2 separate regions of the Mus musculus genome follow, and region 2 is linked to region 1. Evidence: chromatin loops called from intact Hi-C (ENCODE). Cell type or tissue: left cerebral cortex. All regions are shown on one strand. Each heading gives the region's core, and the rest is flanking DNA. Links, peaks and the distances in the headings are about the cores only.

Evidence for each region. Peaks named below come from ENCODE experiments on the same cell type or tissue, not always from the same donor. Only the 100,000 strongest peaks of a DNase experiment are listed, where the experiment ranks them.
Region 2: it touches region 1 in a loop (2.8-fold over the local background); 10 of 42 quality-filtered maps call a loop at or near these places.

What each region holds. Positions count from the first base shown.
Region 1 is chr1:105,736,992-105,746,552 of GRCm38, reverse strand. Relch (RAB11 binding and LisH domain, coiled-coil and HEAT repeat containing) reads right to left here. Exons shown (of 29, transcript NM_173187.4): 23 at 6,036-6,118; 24 at 5,193-5,256; 25 at 3,204-3,342; 26 at 368-484. Among named protein-coding and RNA genes, the nearest start is that of Tnfrsf11a, 39 kb to the left of the region's middle. In left cerebral cortex, for the core only: no CTCF peak of the experiment used is centred there; a DNase peak (open chromatin) is centred at 3,888; H3K27ac peaks cover 1,273 bases.
Region 2 is chr1:106,020,133-106,029,693 of GRCm38, reverse strand. Zcchc2 (zinc finger, CCHC domain containing 2) reads right to left here. Exons shown (of 14, transcript NM_001122676.1): 9 at 7,836-7,968; 10 at 6,430-6,494; 11 at 5,936-6,030; 12 at 2,163-2,291. Among named protein-coding and RNA genes, the nearest start is that of Zcchc2, 35 kb to the right of the region's middle. In left cerebral cortex, for the core only: no CTCF peak of the experiment used is centred there; no DNase peak of the experiment used is centred there.

The sequences.
Region 1 (9,561 bases), core at 761-8,760:
CTGAACTTCTCCAGAGAGTAACATTTCTCTAAGAGAAATTCATAGAATCTCACTGGTTAAGTTAAACATTCATTGAAAAATCCAATACCAGAACATGAAAGCCTAGATTCATTCTGCCCTGCATTTACTGTTCACTGTATAGTAAAGCTCAGGGTAGGAAACTCATCAGGGCTTTATAATTTTTATAAAATATAAACAGAGGACTAAAAAGAACTTTAAAAACTTATGAGATAGGTAAACAGCTGTGGCAAAATTGAATCAAAACTGCCAAAAAGTCTACTCAATTTTTACAGCTGGGTTTTCTGTGGGTTTACACTGGTTTATAGTGGGTTATATCAGCAAATATAGTTCAGCTCAGCAAGGATACAACAACAGGAGAGTGCACTGTAGGCTTCAAAAAGATGAGTCGCAATGTCCAGTTTTTTCGAATCTACAATTTGTAAGTTGTTCACCAAGGCTAATTTATGTAAATGTGGTATAACAACTGAAAAGGGAAAGAAAAAAGAAATTGTTAAATTTTATCACAATCACATATACACAACTCTCATACTTTACAATGTATAATTATGCCTTTTCTTATAAGGCTAGAATGTATGTTTTTCTAAGTTAAGTGATTTGTCACTTCAGAGGTTTTATCACTATAGCTACTGTCCAGTTAGTTCTGAGGACAGGTGATTTCACCTCACCTCCCAATCTCCCATTTGGAAAAAATGATAAACAAATGAACCAAGACACACAGCAGTGGTAATCTTTTATAAGGAAATTTATGTCTAGGAACACAGCATAACACATAACCAGGGTGGGAATAATTCTAAAATTCATCTTCAGTGGGAAAGAAAAATAAGATACAATACCTAAGAAGTCTTTTATTCAAGTGTGATTAGGCAAAGATTTAAAATAGCAAATAAAATAAATACATAGAATTTAGATTTTAGGAGACTTTCAAATAAGATCTTAAGGCAGATACAACAGCTAAAGCAAAGAAATTTATTTATTTATTTATACATTTTTAAATGCTTGGACCTGAAGTAAATCTAGAAAGAGAATCTGAAGCTGGGGATTGAAACCTGGACTGGAATCCCAGTGTTTGGAGGTTGAGGCAAGAGACTGTCATTAGTTCAGGGACAGGCAGAGTATGGAAACCAAAGGAAGCCAACTCAAACCAAAGTAGATTTATATGGGTCTTTAGAAAGCCTCCAAAGTATGATGGCACACTCCTAGTGGCCCTGACAAGTAGCTGAAAATTGTTCTAGATAAAACAACTGATGTTTGAAATAGAAGCAAGGGACTATAGCAATTGTTCTGTGGTCAAGAGCACTTGGTGCTTATTGGGCAAAGGGCTGGGGTTTGGTTCCTAGCACCCACATGGTGGATCACAATCATCTTTGATTCCAGTTTCAGGGGATCTGATATTCCTTTCTGGCTTCCTCAGGTACCAGGCTTCCATGTAGATATATATTCAGGCAAACACACACACACACACAGATACACACCCCAAAACAAAATTTCAAATAGATGCAAGACCTAAAGTTCAATGGAAAATTGGGAAATAACAGGGCTACTGAAAGAACTAATGTTAGTTAAGGAAGAGACTGAGAAATAATCTAGTTATTCCAATTTTTCTACTCTTTCTTTAAGTACCAGGAGGATTAACTATAAATATGGAGAGTTAACAATATAGAATTGTTTTTGATATGGGCTTGATTTCACTGTAAGTCATATTTACAGATTTGACATTAAATTCCTCAAGGTAAAAGCCCCTTGAACAGGAAAGTAGGCCAAAGGGGTAGGGGTGGTAAGAATCAAATTTCCCTTTTTCCCTAAAAATGTTTTAAAGAGGTATCAGAGACAACAGTTAACTAGATCTATTCAACTAAAGGTTTTCTTAAATTTACCTTTAACTGTTCTTTTGGGACTAATGGGAAAAGAAAAAGTTTTTTGTTTCCTATTACATAATTTTTACATATTTAATAGGTAGGCATCTATTACATGAATAAAACTATCACATATTAGATCTGCTTTTTACAGTTCTTAAAAATTCTAGGAGACATTGAAATACAGATAGTGCTTGCTCTGAGAAATAACTGTCAGCCTAGAATTACAAAGGACAAAGCCTCCATGGATCCATGAAAGGAACTGTTGCACAGCACGCTCACGGAGATCCCGATGGCTTCTTCTCCCAAATCTCCCTTGTGGGTATATGTAAGTAGGTTACACAATGCTCTACCTGCAACTAGATTCAACCACATGGCATAAGCCAAAGACCCATTGTTACTTAGCATATTCCTTAATCTAGGTGCTAGGAATTATTCTCTCCTTCAAAGGAACTACTGTCTCAATGTCAACCTTCAGAGCTTTGACTGGGACCTCATGTAAATGTGGTGCTGGAACACTGAGAGTGTCCATGCTCATAACTAGAAGAGCAATCTTGTTCTGTTGGTTGGCTAACTAATTATAAGTACATTCACCTAATGAGCAGAGACTCTCATTGTATTAGTAAGTGCCCATGCCCTCACAAACCTTTTGGGCACTATAGTCCCAATAACTTAATATATTTTGTTGATCATTCTGATCTTAAAACTGGTTAAAAAAAAACCTGGCTATATAATAAACAGTCTATTAGAGAATACACTATTACAGTAGAAACCACACTGACTTAAGTGGCCAATCCTATGATCCTCTAGAAAGGATGGCAAATTCCTAAAACTAATAGGACCATAAAATTCTATCACAGTGATAACAAACATGCTTTTAGAGTGTATAACAAACATGTTTTTGGATACCAAACATGCTGGGGTGGGTTTGATGCCACCCAAGAAACTGTTATGAAGGATGAGGGCCACTATAAAGGATACAAAGTAGAATCTAGAGAAAATGAGTTAGCATATCATTACATAGATCTAATCACTGAAAATTAAAACAAAGTAGTGTACCAGGATGGCAGCATGCCAAGAGGGATAAGTAAGAACGTGACTGTGCTTTAGAAGCACAAAAGCATCCATAAAATGTTGATTAAGAAAGTCTCTTAAGCAACTACAGGTGGCGAGCTACTCAGTGTTTTATAGCTGGTATTTAGGAACACAACAGGGATCAGTTCCAGGATAGTTTTTAGAACACGAAAACAAAGAACAGCAAGGCTTTGACACTCAGACAAGCTCCTGGCTGTGATGGAACAATGAGGAACAGGTAGAAAGGTCACTTACACTCATCTCGGAACCGGGGTTCTGCATTAGGCCCGACTCTGCCAAATGTTCGGATGACCTCTGTATGCAAAGAATGCTGGTCTTGGTACTGAGGGTCTTCCAGGAAAGAAGCCAACTGCATCTTCACTCTTTCTAGCAACTTGAAATCAGAAATAGAATATTAAAATTGGAGTATGTTGTTAGGGTGAACAATAACAATAATTGTTAGGGTGATTAAAAATGGCCTGTGGTAGTAGATTCACACTGCAAAACCATTATAGTGAAATTTTCTTATTAAGAAAAGATCTCACTTTCTGTTTCTGCAGTAATTTTTAAAAAAATTTATTTATTATACGTAAGTACACTGTAGCTGTCTTCAGAAACCCCAGAAGAGAGCATCAGATCTCATTATGTATGGTTGTGAGCCACCATGTGGTTGCTGGGTTTTGAACTCAGTACCTTTAGAATAACAGTGTTCTTAACCACTGAGCCATCTCTCCAGCCTTGTTAATTTAGGTTAACAAGCAAATACACTTAACAAAAACTTAAAAACAAGTGGAAAAAATAAAGCCAACTACGTAAGGAAAAGTTGATCAAGTTTTTGCTTTTGTATCTAAGTTATAAGTCTCAAACCATAGTGTAGGTACCAGCTATCCACCCCTGAAGCAGTGAGTCATGGCTGACTTACATCTTACTCACAGTTCCCTAAAAGACATTGTATTTTTAGGATTTAAGACCATGTTGAAATTCTGGCAAGACTGCAAGCATTGCAGAAAGATGTGTTCTTTTTTCTGCTGCTTTGTCAGTGAAATATGTAGAGCACAAAAAGGGGGAAAATATTCTTTCTATAACTAAAAATTTAGTTTTTATTGTAAGAATCTTTACAAAATCAAATTTCATTGAATTCCTTATTTTGATGAGTAATATGTCCACAAATCACTTATTTTCTAGTCCACAATTTTTTTTTCATTTGTACTAAATATATTCCCAGTATGACAAAAAAAGCAAAAAAACCTCTGAAACTCATTTTGTTAAGTGTTTAAGAATTTTTATTTTATGTGTATGAGTGTTTTGCATGTATGCATGTATGTGTGTATGTATGTATGTGTGTATACACACACACACACACACACACACACACACACACACTATGTGTGTACCTGGTGCTTGGAGAGGCCAGAAGAGGGCATCTTGCTTCTCTGAAAGTGGAGTTATGGATGGTTGTGAGCCTCCATATGGGTGCTGGGACCTAAACCCAGGTCTTTTGCTAGAGCAGCAAAAGCTCTTAACCACTGAATCATCTCTCCAGTACCTTGAGAAGTGTGTCATATGTAAGGTTGCAGTTAGGCACAGAACATAAAGACTTTGAAATGAAACCATAGTTTTAGAATCAAGATAATCTTCATGGAGAAAAATCTTGCTAAACACCTGAAGCAGGGAAGTCAGGGTTCATAGTGGTACAAGCCACAAGATCTACATAACATATTAGAGGATTTTATAAGGTAGCATCTATGACAGTTATTAGGGTTTAGGTCCCTCCTCTACTTCATCTGTAAAAGGGAGATAGCTTTGTTTTCCTAATGTTTTATGACAATAAAATATGTACGCTGGGCATGATGGTGCACATCATTAATCCCAGCACTTGGAAGGCAGAAGCAGGCAGATTCCTGTGAGTTTAACGACAGTTTGGCCTATACAGGAAACATCAGACCAGTCGTGGCTATTTAATGAGATTTTATCTAAAAGGAGGGGGAAAAAAAAGAATGTATGCAGGTTGGTTATATCCAGCTAGGCTAAAGTTAATTTTTTAACTGAGAATTCTAATACAGAAATGGAACACTTTTTAAAAAATAATAAACAATTAGTCTAAACTATGGTACTTTTAAATTTCTGGTAAGTAATAAGAAATGCCATAAAAGCTAGGATGCTCCCTGACCCCACCTTTGGGTATGTCATCAGAAATCTGTCATCACCACTGGCACAGAGTGTAAACAAATGTCTATGTCCTACCTCTCTCTGAATAACTGTTTCCATAATAGTGCCAAATGCTGGGATTGTAGCAATCCTGACAGAGCTGTTAGAAATGAAAAAGGAAAGAGACTGAGACTTCCCTGAAAGACAATAGGATCATCATTAACATATATATAAAAATAAGCACAAGGTAGAAATCCCACATTAGTCTCTAGCAATGACAGTTAAACTTTTAAAGAGCAGACCAAGAAGAATGCTCAATAAGACAGGCAGGATAACTCAGGGTCACAGTCTGTGAACTCACAATTCAGGATCACCGGACAAGGTAACAAGGGCCGGAGCAACCCGCTTGTCAACTAATGCTTCACTCATGCCTCGAAGAGTCAGCTGTAAACCAGTCAACATGCAATAAAAAATGGTTTGGTAAACTGGAATGAGAACTGGGTTAGCTGTGACTGAGGATGGGCAGGCAGACTCACTGGCCTTTCTTGCTTTAGTTGTCCACTTAAGACGTTAAAATGTTAAGCCTTTGGTTCATGCCACTACACTCACTGGTAACAACCTGTTAGTGAGATTAGCAGAGCATCCTTTCTTGGCTTGAAGAAATAGTCCATCAGCATGTTTTGGTTTTGAAAGTGTTTATTGATTATTCATGCTAATACTTTTTTCTCTATTATATGGCCTCTAAGTTAGGCTTATTGTGAGATTGCCTTAAAAAACAACCTCAACGGTGTACTAATAGCAACATGGTAAGTTGAAAATCAAATAGGCCTATAACCCACTGTCACTATTTTCAAGTGACTGTTAACAGCATGATGGTTATTTCTCACCAGGCACATTAGGAAAGGAATGCTGGACATGGAAGGCAGGGACAACACTTACATTTCAGGGTCACTGGAGAGAGTAATGAGAGCAGGAACAACCCTCTGAGCTACCAGAGTCTCATTCACCCCCTTCACCAACAGCTGATTGGTCAGCACAGGGGGGATTCACAGGTGGTGCATGGAAAGCAAACAGTGTGCCACGGGAAGAAGAGAGGAACAACCAAGAGAAAGAGAGAAAACACAAAAGCAAAACCAAAATTAGAAGCTAAGCGAATACTGCTACTAGAGTGCTTACCAAGGCATAGAAGGCTTAGAAGGAAAGAAAGCTTAAATTGCCTAGCAGTCCACAAAGAGGCTTGTCACCATTTGGATGGCAGTTTGTTCTTTAGGTCAAAGACTATACTCAATTTTCATCTTCAATTAAAATGCAATGAAAAGTTTCTCTTCTTGGTTTTATTGAGACAAGGTCTCACTATGTAGCCCTGGAACTCACTATGGAGACCAGGATGGCCTTGAACTTACAGAGATCCCCTTGCCTCTGACTCTTTTGTTGGGATTAAAGGCATGCACCACTATACTCAGCTCTCAAAAAAACAAAAAACAAACAAACAAAAAACCAAAACCCTAAAATGGAGACATACTGTATTAATAATAACTAGTTAGTTAAAATTATTAAAAGTCAACTGAGTAGGATTTTATTATGATCAATAAAAGACAAATAAACATTTTTGAAAGCAAACTTCAAAATGGCTTGTAGCCATCACTAAAGTGCTTCTGTTTTACAGAGAGGATATTAAAGACCACACAGTAAAACTCTCAACCTGTCCTCACACAGCCTTATCATCTGAGCTGAGCTGCAGACATAAACTGCAACAATATGCTCTGGAGTGTTCAACCTAGACATTAGCTTTGGGTTCAAATTCCAGCTCTCTCCCACTATTAGCCATGCAGCCTTAGATAAGTTACAGAATCTCAGGACTGTTTACTTATCTGAAAATGCTGAATTTTGCATTTTGCAAGAAATATTGCATACAACACAGGCAATGCATACAATATGAATTTAGTTATAGTACTACTCAATAATATATGATTTGGAATTTTTATAAAAAGAAGTCATTTAATTACATTTGTAAGTTTACTTCTGAAACAGTCTTTTTCTTGTAATTTTCTTAAAGCTTACATAAATTTTAAAGTACAGGGCTGGCGAGATGGCTCAGTGGTTAAAAGTGCCGACTGCTCTTTTGAAGGTTCTGAGTTCAAATCCCAGCAACATGGTGGCTCACAACCATCTGTAACAAAATCTGATGTATATCTAACTGCTGAATCCTAATCAATCTGTTCACTAGTTGTAGCTCTCAGAGCTACCATGGACTTTCATTATCAAAATCACCTCTGTGCATGTGCTAGCATTCCTCTTATAAAGTATGAAAAACTTAGTTAACATGTGAAAGTATTTAATCTGCAATAATCCATTACCATTTATCAACCCATTCATCCCAGAATCAATTTCAGCATTCTGAAATAATTTATTAAATGCCTATATTAATTAGGCAGGGGTAAAATCACAAAAGATATTTTGTTATTTTATGAGTGATATTAAGTTCAGGTAGGAATAAATAGGACAAGGAGTTCAAATTCTTTGCATAAGATGGTTTAAGTTTGAATCAGCAAAGCCTATCTTGATGCCTAGTATCTGGAATTCATCATTTCAAAGAGGGTAATTTAGAGGACAATTTAATTTCTCACTGCTCTAGGATCCTTTTGGTAATTAAAAAAAAAAAACCTAGAAAATTAGTCAATAATTTTAGGAGTTATCAATTACTAGCTATTTTACATTCTGTACCTTTTGATTTTTATGTCTGGTGAGGCAAATACAGAACATTATCAAAGTTTTAGCAGATGAAAATCTCAGACTTGTAGAAATGTGCATTTGTTCAGGGTCGAAAGTAGAACCAGACGACAGACTGACTCGTTCTTATTTGTCTTAACTGATGTCGGTCCTTTCTTTGAGTTAAAGTTTAATGATATAGTTCAGTAACCTCACGATTAATAGTCACGTGATGTCTTTTTTTTTTTGTACTTTGTCACTCTAGAAGGTTAATTAACATGAAAGTCACTGTACTCCTCTAGAAAAGAATTACATTCATTTTCTACTTCAAAAAAAACATAGCATCTTGTTCAGCACCAGGAATAACATAATCCCATTGGGTTTCTCCATGTCTTGCTATCTAAAAACAAAGCTGAGTTTGTGTTAAATTTCAGTAAGTATTTCAAATTAAATTCCTAGTATATCAATTTCTTACTTCTATTATTAAATCCTGTTACTTTACTTTTGAGGTAAGCTCTCAGGTAGCCCTGGCTGGCCTTGAACTCTCAGGCATTGGAGGATGACCATAAACTTTTGATCTACCTGCCTAAATTCTGCAGCACCACATCTAATCTTATGTGTCCCTGGGACAGAACACAGAACCTTGGGCATTTGAGTGGCAAGCATTCAAGGCAACACACAAGCTAAACCAAACGTGAAATGGGGGAAGCTACTTTTATTTATTTGAAATGCTTGAAATATACATACCTTCTAGCAGTCAAGAGAAAGAAGTTGGTTTTTGGGTCTTAGAGTAAAATTGCATGAAGAGTATATTAATGACAGCTTTTGAAATGACACATTTTTCTTTTGAGAGGCATGAAGAAAGCCATCTTCATGGTAATGTCCACTTTTCAGCACATTGAATAATCAAAGTTACTTATCCAAGAAGGAATTTGTACAGATAAAAACATCAAAATTACTCTGGCATTGACTTCAACAAATAACCTTAATTATAGATCATCTTAAAAACAACAACAAAAAAGGGACAAAACTTTCAACTTCCTGGCCAAGAGAATTTTATTCAGGTTTGAGTAATCTAGTTACTGAAAATTATAGAAAGCAAGTATTTTAAATATGTTCAGTATTTTATCATTCTAATTGCAGTTTATCTTAAATTATAGAGAAATTCTTAAATTTAGGAAGATTTTAATTAATTCTTCTCAAAAACATTTTAAGTTCTAATCCCTAATAGAGAAGCTATTTGCAACTGATCCCTGGCTGAGCGAAGGAAAAATCAGTTTTCTTCAATGGAGTGTCACTAGGTATATATCAACCACACTCCAGAGCAGGGCTCATGCCCTCTTTATTGTTTTTTGAGTTCTTTTTGCTTTCTTTTTGAGTTCTGTTTTTGAGTTCTGTTTTGTTTTTGTGTTTTCCTTGTCCTATTGATTTTCTTCCTTTTCTTTTCTTTTCTTTTTTAAGAGCATATTTGAGTTTAAGGTTGGTTTTTTTTTAATTGTTTTTGAGAGAGACAGAAAGAACTTGAAGTTGGATATGTAAGAGGTGAGGATGATCTAGAAAGAGCTGAGGAAGGAGAAGAACATTACCAAAGTATAGTATGTGAAAAAAATTAAAAAAGAATCACAGGCATAAAGAGATAATTTTAGTTTATAGATTCCTTACACAGCTTTAATATTTTGTGAATAGCACAAATTACAAAAACAGTGACATGTCAACCAACATTTATAACAGCTTGTTTGTTTGACACCATTTTAAG
Region 2 (9,561 bases), core at 1,256-9,255, 280 kb before region 1:
AACTAAAAGCTTGGTATATTCAAATTAATTCTCAAGTCGGGAATGCTCCCTCTATCACATTTCCTGACTGCTCAAGCTGACTTCCTCTGATCTCTGGCCTGTAGTATGCTTTATCTCTAAAACATGGAGGAATAAGCAAAACAGCAATAAAACAGGGTACTGGAGTATGAAGACGTATGCATGTACTACTAACGTTATTACTGGGATAAGCATTAACAATCCACTCTGTGCCATCACACCTGATTTTAAAATGTATCTTATAAATGATTCAGTCAAGGAGTTTGCTCAGGAGAACATTTAACTCAAATGTTTCAGGGGAGAAATGGAATTAGTTAGCATCTGTACAGTATATACTCAACAGGGAACACGTAAGTCTATGAGATTAGTCCTACAATGGACATGCTGTTGGAACACAAGAGGCAGAGTAAGGGAGAAAGCACCGTCACGTCACCACCTCACGGCAGACACTAAGCTGCTCTGCACCACGCCACGGTACACACACAAGCCCCTCCAGCTTCCCCAGGGAGAGGGAACCAAGGGCCTATCTGATGCTGCACTGCAGTCTCCACAGCTCAGAGTTAGATGTTGTGCCTACTGTAAGAATCTTTCTGCTCACAAATGAAGCTGGATTACTTGAGGGATGTAAGAGTGTTTGCATTCACTAAGGCAAGACTGGTTATGCACAGCTGGCAAGAATAAACATTCTTGAAGTAAGAGTATTAAAAGTTAATTAACCTTCCTAAAGAAAGGCTAAATAGAGCCCAATGACACAGAAATCTAGTGTTATTAACTGAACTGTCTCAATGTATTAGAGGGAGCTTAAGTGAATGAGTGAATGCTCAGAGCACCTGTGACCCTGAGAGAGAAATCACTATTCTACTTATACTCAACCTTGTAAGAGGGGGAGGATTCCTAAATTCACAACCTCCTCGGGGCACTGAATCTGTACCATCCATCTATGCAGAGTTAAGAACAAAAATGAAGTCCAAAAAGGAAAAAGAATGTTTCAGATGGCCTGTTAAATTTCCATATGAATTAAAACTTTAAGTCTTACGTCATAATAGACAGTCCCATGGTTTTGAAGCCCTATTATGATCAAAGATAGTCTTGTACTTGACTTTGGAAAGCAGTCTCACAGCATCATTACAATAAACAACAACAAAGCCACACATTCCTAAAAGCGTTTGTATACACTCAAACTTGGAAAACGTTCAAAGCTCTGGATCCCAGAGATCCTGTCTGTCTTTAGGAAAGCCTACATGAATAAAGGACATTGCCATCTATCTACTCAGAGTCACCGCAGACATGACAAGCAGGTGAGAGCCACTCAAGAGTCAGAACTGAGGTCCGTGAGAGTGTCTGTACTCACTCAGGCACACCCCATGGAACCAAGACAAACTGCACTACAACATACACTGAAGCCTTCTTGTTCAGTTTTATGATTCTCTCAATGTCCCAGAGCTCTGAGTTATTTTCACTTCTTTCTTGAGAAGACTCTGTACAAAACTGCAGTGTGGCCTCAGAGTGGTATCACTGACCCTTGCAGGTGTTACATGATGGGACTGTGAAACAATCACAAGGCAAAAACTGACTTCAGCGGTTTCCAAAGACAGTAGCAGTGTCCTGAGACATGCCAAAGTGACACAGAAGCTGAGGTCCCAGTGAGCTGAAAACTGCAGTGAGAAACCACATTTGGCCAAAATACCATGCTGTAAGAATTTTAGCATAGAAACTTCGATCAACACAGTATGGTGCTGACCACTACATGGTGTGAGCCATCAGTGGGCTTTTCAAGGGGCTCTTATAGTCAGACCAGAGTGTCGAGGAAAGAGGAAATTAACTAAAGGCCTGGAGAAATCAGAGGAATGTTTAAGAAGAAATACAAAATCTTGCAAGAAAGGAGATCCTTATGACCTTTTACCCTACCCCTCTCAGTAAAGCAGTAATCTCTCAATGACGCCAGTTTTGAAAACCAGTAACATACAAGTCACTAACAAGAACATTAAGTCTTTAGCAAGAATGGACTTCTTCCCCAAATCATCACCCACGTGAGCTGAGCAGCTACTGGGCTCACCCTGCCGGGCTCTTTCTGATTAGGTTTGTGCTCATGAGAAGACAGCTTCGTCCCCCCACCTCTTTCTACCCCCTCTCCTTTAGCAAACCTCTGTCCTTCTCTTCTTCACTTTCCAAACTCTCTCTTCCATCATGCCGTGGACTAGACGGAGAGCTGTAACTCTCTGAAGATGTTTCTCCACATGTGTCATGTCCAGATCCAATGTCCAAATTCATATCTAGAAATAACAACTCTAAAGTTATGTTAAATAGTTATGTTAATTTTCAAATGGAATCATTAGAAATCAGTTGTAGCTATAAGTGATTTATTTTTCTACAACATTTAAAATTCTTTGTTTTATATTGAAATTTATTAAGTAGCTGATAAATACATATTTAAAGCAGAGGCATAGAATATCAAGATAATTTTACTAAATCAGAGTTATTTTCTTACAGAGTCAGGCCAGTATCACCACTTTGAACTACCTTGTAGGTCTACAGAATTTGTCTCCTTAGAGCTTGCTATAGACACCATCCAAGAGTGGGTGGTCTATCATAATACTTATTCTGTTAAAACCACTAGCCATGCCACAGTACTTAATACGACATGTTTCTCATCAAGCAGATAAGGTAGCCCTTTAATTTCTACCCAGATGTCACTCCTATCCAAAGACAAGGTAGGAATGGCTGCAGTACACACAAGGACCAATTAGCTATATCCACTGTAAGCACACTAGGTCAGAATATTCATGTGTCTAGTATGGGTCACTCATACACCAGGCCAGACATAGCCTAGTCCCATCTTCTTCATTTCTGTAAGCCAATTGCTAGCATGGCTTTTGTTACACAGCCAGCATCCAACACATGTTTACTGTACAGATTCATATATGCAACTCTAGGGGATTCCTAACACGTATGGACAAGCCAATCATTTCCATGGCAAAATGGTAGAACAATAAAAAGTAATGACTATTAGGCAAAATATGTACTGAGAAGACATATAGTGGAATAGCAATTTAGTTGACTTAACTAGTGCTTTATGTCAGGAATAAACTTCCAACTGTGTAAAGATGTTTACTGATGACCTAGCCTACTACAGCCACTGAAATGTGAAATGAGCAATGAAAGACACAGGCCTTAAGAATGTAGATATTGCTGGCTCATTTTATTTAACAGCAAGTTGCCAAGAAAAAAACTGCACAAAAACTCATAAAGCTATAAGAAAAGTAGCAGTGGGCTTATATGGAAGGGTAAAAATTTTCCAAAAAAAAAAAAAAAAAAAAAAAAAAAAAGCAAGCAATCTAAGTATACAAAAACACAAGAGGGTCTCATTTCCTTTTAAAGTTTTTAGTGTGGCCATCAGCAACAGAAAAGTGGTAAGAAACGCTAGCATACTAAAGTGAACATTAAGTTCTTTTTAAAGTTTATTTATTATTTTTTGGGGTGTGTCTGTGTGTGAATGTGCACATATGTGTATGTGTGTGAACATACGCAGAGACCAAAAGAGGGTGTCATGTGCCTTCTCTCCCTAAACCCAGGCTAGAAGCCTAACAGAGTGCTCAGCAAGCCCTGGGCCTCCACCTCCAGGGTTAAAGGCTCCTTTAAGATCATAGCCAGCTCATTTTGTGGGCACTGCTATAAGAACTCAAGTCCTCATGATAGTGCAACCTTAAGTGCCCTTAACCACTAAGCCATCTCTCCAGACCCCAAAGCAATAAGCTCTTAATGGGCTCTGTGTAGCAATGCCCTCATCTCTTTAAAATGGAATTATAAAGTGATTTTTTTTTTCTTTAATAAAAAGACGTGATTTTACTGAGTAGTCTAGTCTGGCCTTGTGCTGAATTGGTAATCTTCCTGCTCCAAGTTCCAAAGCCCTGGGACTTCAGGGCTGTGCCACCATCCCTAGCACTGAGAGCAGTTTTTAAAGAAAAACTGTAGCCTACAGAGCTGACTAATCGCACAGACAGCTTCCTGAAGGTAGCAATCGCAGAGGAGCACTGTGGCATTTTTACTTTGTTCCCTTTTGTATTTCTTAGTTATACAGGTATGCTACTGGTCAAAGAAGAAGTTAAGATTTAAAATAAGATTTTAAAAATTACAAGTTGCTCAACAGTTAAGGAAACTGACTGGTCTTCCAGAGGACTTGAGTTCAAATCCCAGCATTCCCAGAGCAGTTCACAACTGTCTTTAACGCCAAGATCTGACACTTTCACACAGACACACGTTTATGCGAAACATCAATGTACATAAAAGATAAGTAAATAAATTAAAAAAGGAGCATTTTTTAAAAGTAAATGATATAATATTAAGAAAGAAAATAATTATTTCTAGTTTACTGAATGCTTTGCACTTTAATATTTCAGAGAAAAATAAATGAATTTTTTTCCTTAGCTTGGGGTTGGCATACAATAGAATGACATAAGACATCAATGAGACAAGATGTCTAAAGTACACGTTACTCATACTCCTGCCCAATAAATGTAAATATGAGTCAATTAGATCTAGATCTACATCTACATATATATGTATATCTACATGTGTATATCTAGATATCAATAGAAACACTAAAACGAACAAACAAACAAAAAAATAAAAGAGGCAAAACCAACCCAACATAGGATAAGGTTTGCCTTACTTGAAAAGCCTAATTGTTATCATTAACGCTAAAAATTAAAGAGATAAAGGGAAAAAGGAAGTGGAGTTTGGATTTTACAAAGCTTGCAATAGCCCCAAAATGTGTATGTTTGTCTCCTTTAGTACAACAAGGAACAAGAACTAAATTACTGAGCATCTCTCCACTCAGTGGCTAAGTGCTGTTCGCAGGCTGTTCTGTGCAATTTACAACTGGGTGAGATGGGCATTATTCCTGGCTTATGCACGGCAACATTACAACTCCAAAGAGGCCAGACATCTAAGAAACAAGGGGCACTGAACCAGAGCCATGCGTGGCTCTGACCAAAGCCTGTGTGCTGCTTTTTGGGCAACTAAGGCTGAAGAAGATGAGAACCGCTGGGAGCTCCCTGAAGGAACAGGAATTCCAGAACTGTGTGAGATCTGAGGCTGTGAGCCTCAGAGAGTGTAGACAAGGGAGGGGCTCAGTTAACTATGCTCTTTGAAGACAAATGTGGAAGCAAATGTGATGAGATAGGGACCAGAAGCACAAGGCCTGGCAGGAGTGGCTTCTAGTCAGTCAACAGCAGACAGCGTTTGCTGTCAGTGCTGTCACCATGTGGAACATAAGACATGAAAGTGCTACAACATGGCTCTGGACCACATCCTTATACAGGTAAGATGGGTTGTCCAGGCCCTCTTCCCCAGAACTTCAGAGCAGTCTGGAGGAGAATGGCCTCCACAGGCTTATTTGTTTGAATGTTTAGTCCCCAGTTAGTGGAACCATTTGGGAAGGATTAAGAGGTAGAGGAGGTGTGTCATGTGGGTAGGGGTGGGGGAAGAACTCTGAAGTTTGAAAAAGCCCACACCATTCCAAGTTAGCCCTCTCTGCTGTGTGCTTGTGGTCAAGATGTACACTCTCAGAACTGCTCTAGCACCTGGACCTGCCAGACTGCCCTTACTATGGTCACACATTCACCCGCTGAAACTGTACACCCCAAATTAAATAATTTCTTTTATAAAAGCTGCCTTTGTCATAGTGTTTTATCATAGCAATAGAAAAAAGAAGTCATTCCCAGTTTAGCTAATACAATAAACTGGCATGATCTGTAATTCAGAACAAAATCATTTTTCTTTCTATAGTGTCTATGAACATCTCTGACTGGAAACTGCTGTACATGGCAGGGAGGGGACACAACAGCTCAGTGTCCGCTAAGCTGACGTTTGTTACACCAACTGACCTAAGGAGTGCTGGAGCCACGACCCTTCTTACCTTTCACAGTACTGCCATGAACATGCTGTGGAGCAGAGAGTCTAATTCCATTTATTCTGCTGTTCAATCTGTCCTCAGTTTTCTTTACTTTCTCCCTAAACCAAGCAGACAGACAGGTAGAGAGAGATTATCAACACTTTTGTAAGGTCCTCTATCAAAAACATTAAAGAGAGTAGAACTTAAACCCTTCAGATATTTGTATAATGAAAATCAATTGCAAGGAAGAAAAGCCAAGTGTCACCACTCAGTGTGCTTCTGAGCTCTACCCCCATAACAGCTTGACTTCTGTCACCTGCATGTGACACTTTCAATTACAACATTAATCCCAAAACTAAGAAAGAAGTAAAATCACTGGAATATATGTGTGTGTGTGTGTGTGTGTGTATGTGTATATGTATATATATGTAAACATACACTAGATATACACACAGCTTCAAATACTGCATGTGTATCTTTCCTAATTTTTACTATTGCAAACATTAAATTGAACCTACTTTTCTACTTGTGGCTTCCCTTTCTTCTTATTTCCTGAAGATAAGCTCCGTTTTTCAGCAGAGTGCTATTGGAGATAAAAACAGACAGACCTCAGCTACAGCACACATTGCTACAGGTACCCTTAGCAAACACTAAAACAGCATCTTTTCCATTAAAGACTAACACATTTTCATTTCCAGCCCACTTCTGAAGTTCCCTACAGAAGCACTAAAGTGTACATATTCTATAACAAGCAGTTAACATTAATCATGAGAAAACTGTTCTTTTACATTGGATCTCAATTTTCTGTTTTTATGACTCTAGTAAGGTCTCTTCATTTGCACTTATACTTCCCAGAGTCAACCAGTCCAAAACACAGTAAGGATAATTCCACAAGTAAACATGTCCTATGTCATAAACTTCTGGGCAGCATGGCAAAACCTGACTTTGTCCCACCTTCCTGGCAGACATCAGGCCATATTCACTCCTTGCCTGAGAGCAGCCGAGCACATGAACACAACCATATACATTGGGATACTATACTGTTACTGCTGTCTTATTACATCAGTTACTGTGGTTAACTTCATACTGGGCCCAACTCACAAAGTGTATCATAGCTCTGCATGTACGTATCGGAAAAACGTAGACAGGAGCTGACATCACTTAGGTTTTCAGGTACTCTGCTAAGTTCCGGGAATGTTATCTCTGTGGGCAATGGAGACTACTGTCTAAAACAGACTGTGGCTGAGTGACTGCATGTGCTACAGGCCTTCGCTGAAGGTCGGGTGAATAAAACTGACCTGTTTGTCAAACTTAAGGGAGGGTCTAGACATTGGAATAGCGGGAAAGAAAGTCAGGTGGCTTTAGAAAGGAGACCTTGACAACTTACAACGTCTCAAAACAACCACGAATCCATAAAGACACACTTGGATCTGTGTCCTGGTCAGATCTATCTTCTAGACAGAACACACTTGCGGCATGAGTCTTCTGCCCCAGTATGGTAGCACATTATACCATATGCACCACAGCCTTCTCCTCTCAGCACAGTAGTTCACTTATTACAGGCTAGAATGCAGAGACACCTGACTAAACACTACAAGAAAACGTCAGTTTTAAAAACCCTATCATATCAAGATAGTGAGACCCTCCCTCCCACCCCCCAAAAAGAAGGAACAACTTAATGAACCCTACAACTAGAATAAAGAGTGTAGGTGTCTTACTGCAGTATTCCTACAAACAACCAAAGATACACCTTTTCAGACCTCAGAAGATTTCAGTCCTGTTTAAGAATAAAGCTTCCTGCTGGAACGCTTCCTCACTTCTTACCAGAAATCACCCGACACAGCACTTATAGCATTCATTTCTTAGGAAGTACACAGAGCAGAATGCTTTTACCACATGACACCAAAATCAACCTGCCACATACTTGGTCAGCTGAGGACACACAGTGTTCTGAGTGTTGGATGGCCGCACAGCCTTGGTTCCTCCAATCCACAATTCCATTTTGTTCTGCATACTGCATGGTAAGGCCATCCAATGGAGAACAGCTTGTAGCAACACTGCTCATAAAAGAGAAACATATGACAGTGTCAAGTCTGTCCCCGTAACTTAACCTATTTTACCATCTCAAGAAGGCTCTTAGTCTCTGGGGTTTTTTTGTTTGTTCGTTTTGTTTTTCTTTTGAGTATCTAGAGTTAGGTGTATGGGAAAAAGTATACGCTAAGAAATAAGTAAATGGACAGTATCATTAATGCCTGTCCTTAGAGAGTGGCAGCACGTGTACATTTGCCATTAGTGTCCTGTGACTGGGTGTCCCTGCTTCACCTGCAGTCCAATCAACAGAGGGGCTGCAGAGCCTGGATCAGCAGGGGCTGCCGAGCGAGGAACTGTACAATTAGGTTTATGAAGGATCAACCTAATGTGACTGGAAACCCCCCACGGCCTAAATAATGCAGAGGATGAAGTTATTGGGTTTACACTTTGGGAAGACAGAGAGTTCTGCCAAGTCACTGAAAGAACCAAATGTAAAGTCTTCAACTATGAAGCCAGTGTAAGAATTCAACAGATGGGAAACTGAGGGAAAGAGCTGATAACAAGCTTGGTCTGAAGAAGCTACACTGAAGGACAAAAGGATGGAACATAAAAACCTAAGAGACAAGTGGGATGGATGTGTGAGCAGCCCACACACAAGGACCTCGGGGACTCTTACAAGACGGCTTCAGAGAACAGAAACTGACTATCTGAAGACATAAGCTGAGAACTTTCTAAAGTCAAAATATAGAAAGTTACAGAGTTTAGAAGCACAAGTAATGCAAACAGCTACAAAGTCCATCACGGACAACAGAGAAAAGCTCAAAGGCTCTAGGAGGAAAGGCTACCGAAAGAACAGCTCTAAGAGTGGATCAGAGAAGGGAGGGCTTCAGTCCCAGGAGAGAGGAGGAACCAGGGCTGCCACAAGCAAAGGAGTCCCAAGCTCATCTACAAAGAAAGAAAGAAAGCAGCTGCCCATAGGAGGGTCCTGACTAAAAGAGCAGAACGCTTGTGGCATTTAGATGAGGGGCAGTACTAGTAAGCTAGAAATCACATCAACAATTTGATCTGCCAGAGACATCAGGTGTCAGAGATAGGCCAACGGGGTGGCACACAGCAGATGAAAACTACACAGCCAGAAGACTGTCAGTTACAGCTTCAAAGAGGCAGCAGAAAAGAAATGCCAACCAAGACTCACTCAGCTAAGCACAGCTCAGTGGTAGATGGCTTTGATTTGTGAGCACAATAATACACAGTACAATACACAGTAATACAAAGTGTATACACACACACACACACACACACACACACACACACACACACACAAACACACACACACCCTAACTGCATTCATTTAAAAGGGAAACCATCATAGGTGGATGCTGAGGGACAAGACAGCAGAAAGAGATCTAAATGAATGCTGGAAAACAGTGCCACAATTTAAAACTATGAAGACAATGAAAATGCAGGATGACTGTAACCCAGGCAAAAGCAATACAGTGACCTGAGTCCCTTAGAGTACTCAAGGAATCGTGCAAGCACAAACTGTCTATGAATTTATGTTACCCGTTAAGAGGTGAAAGACACACTGCAATTTTGGGGGCAGCTACAAGAATAAAATT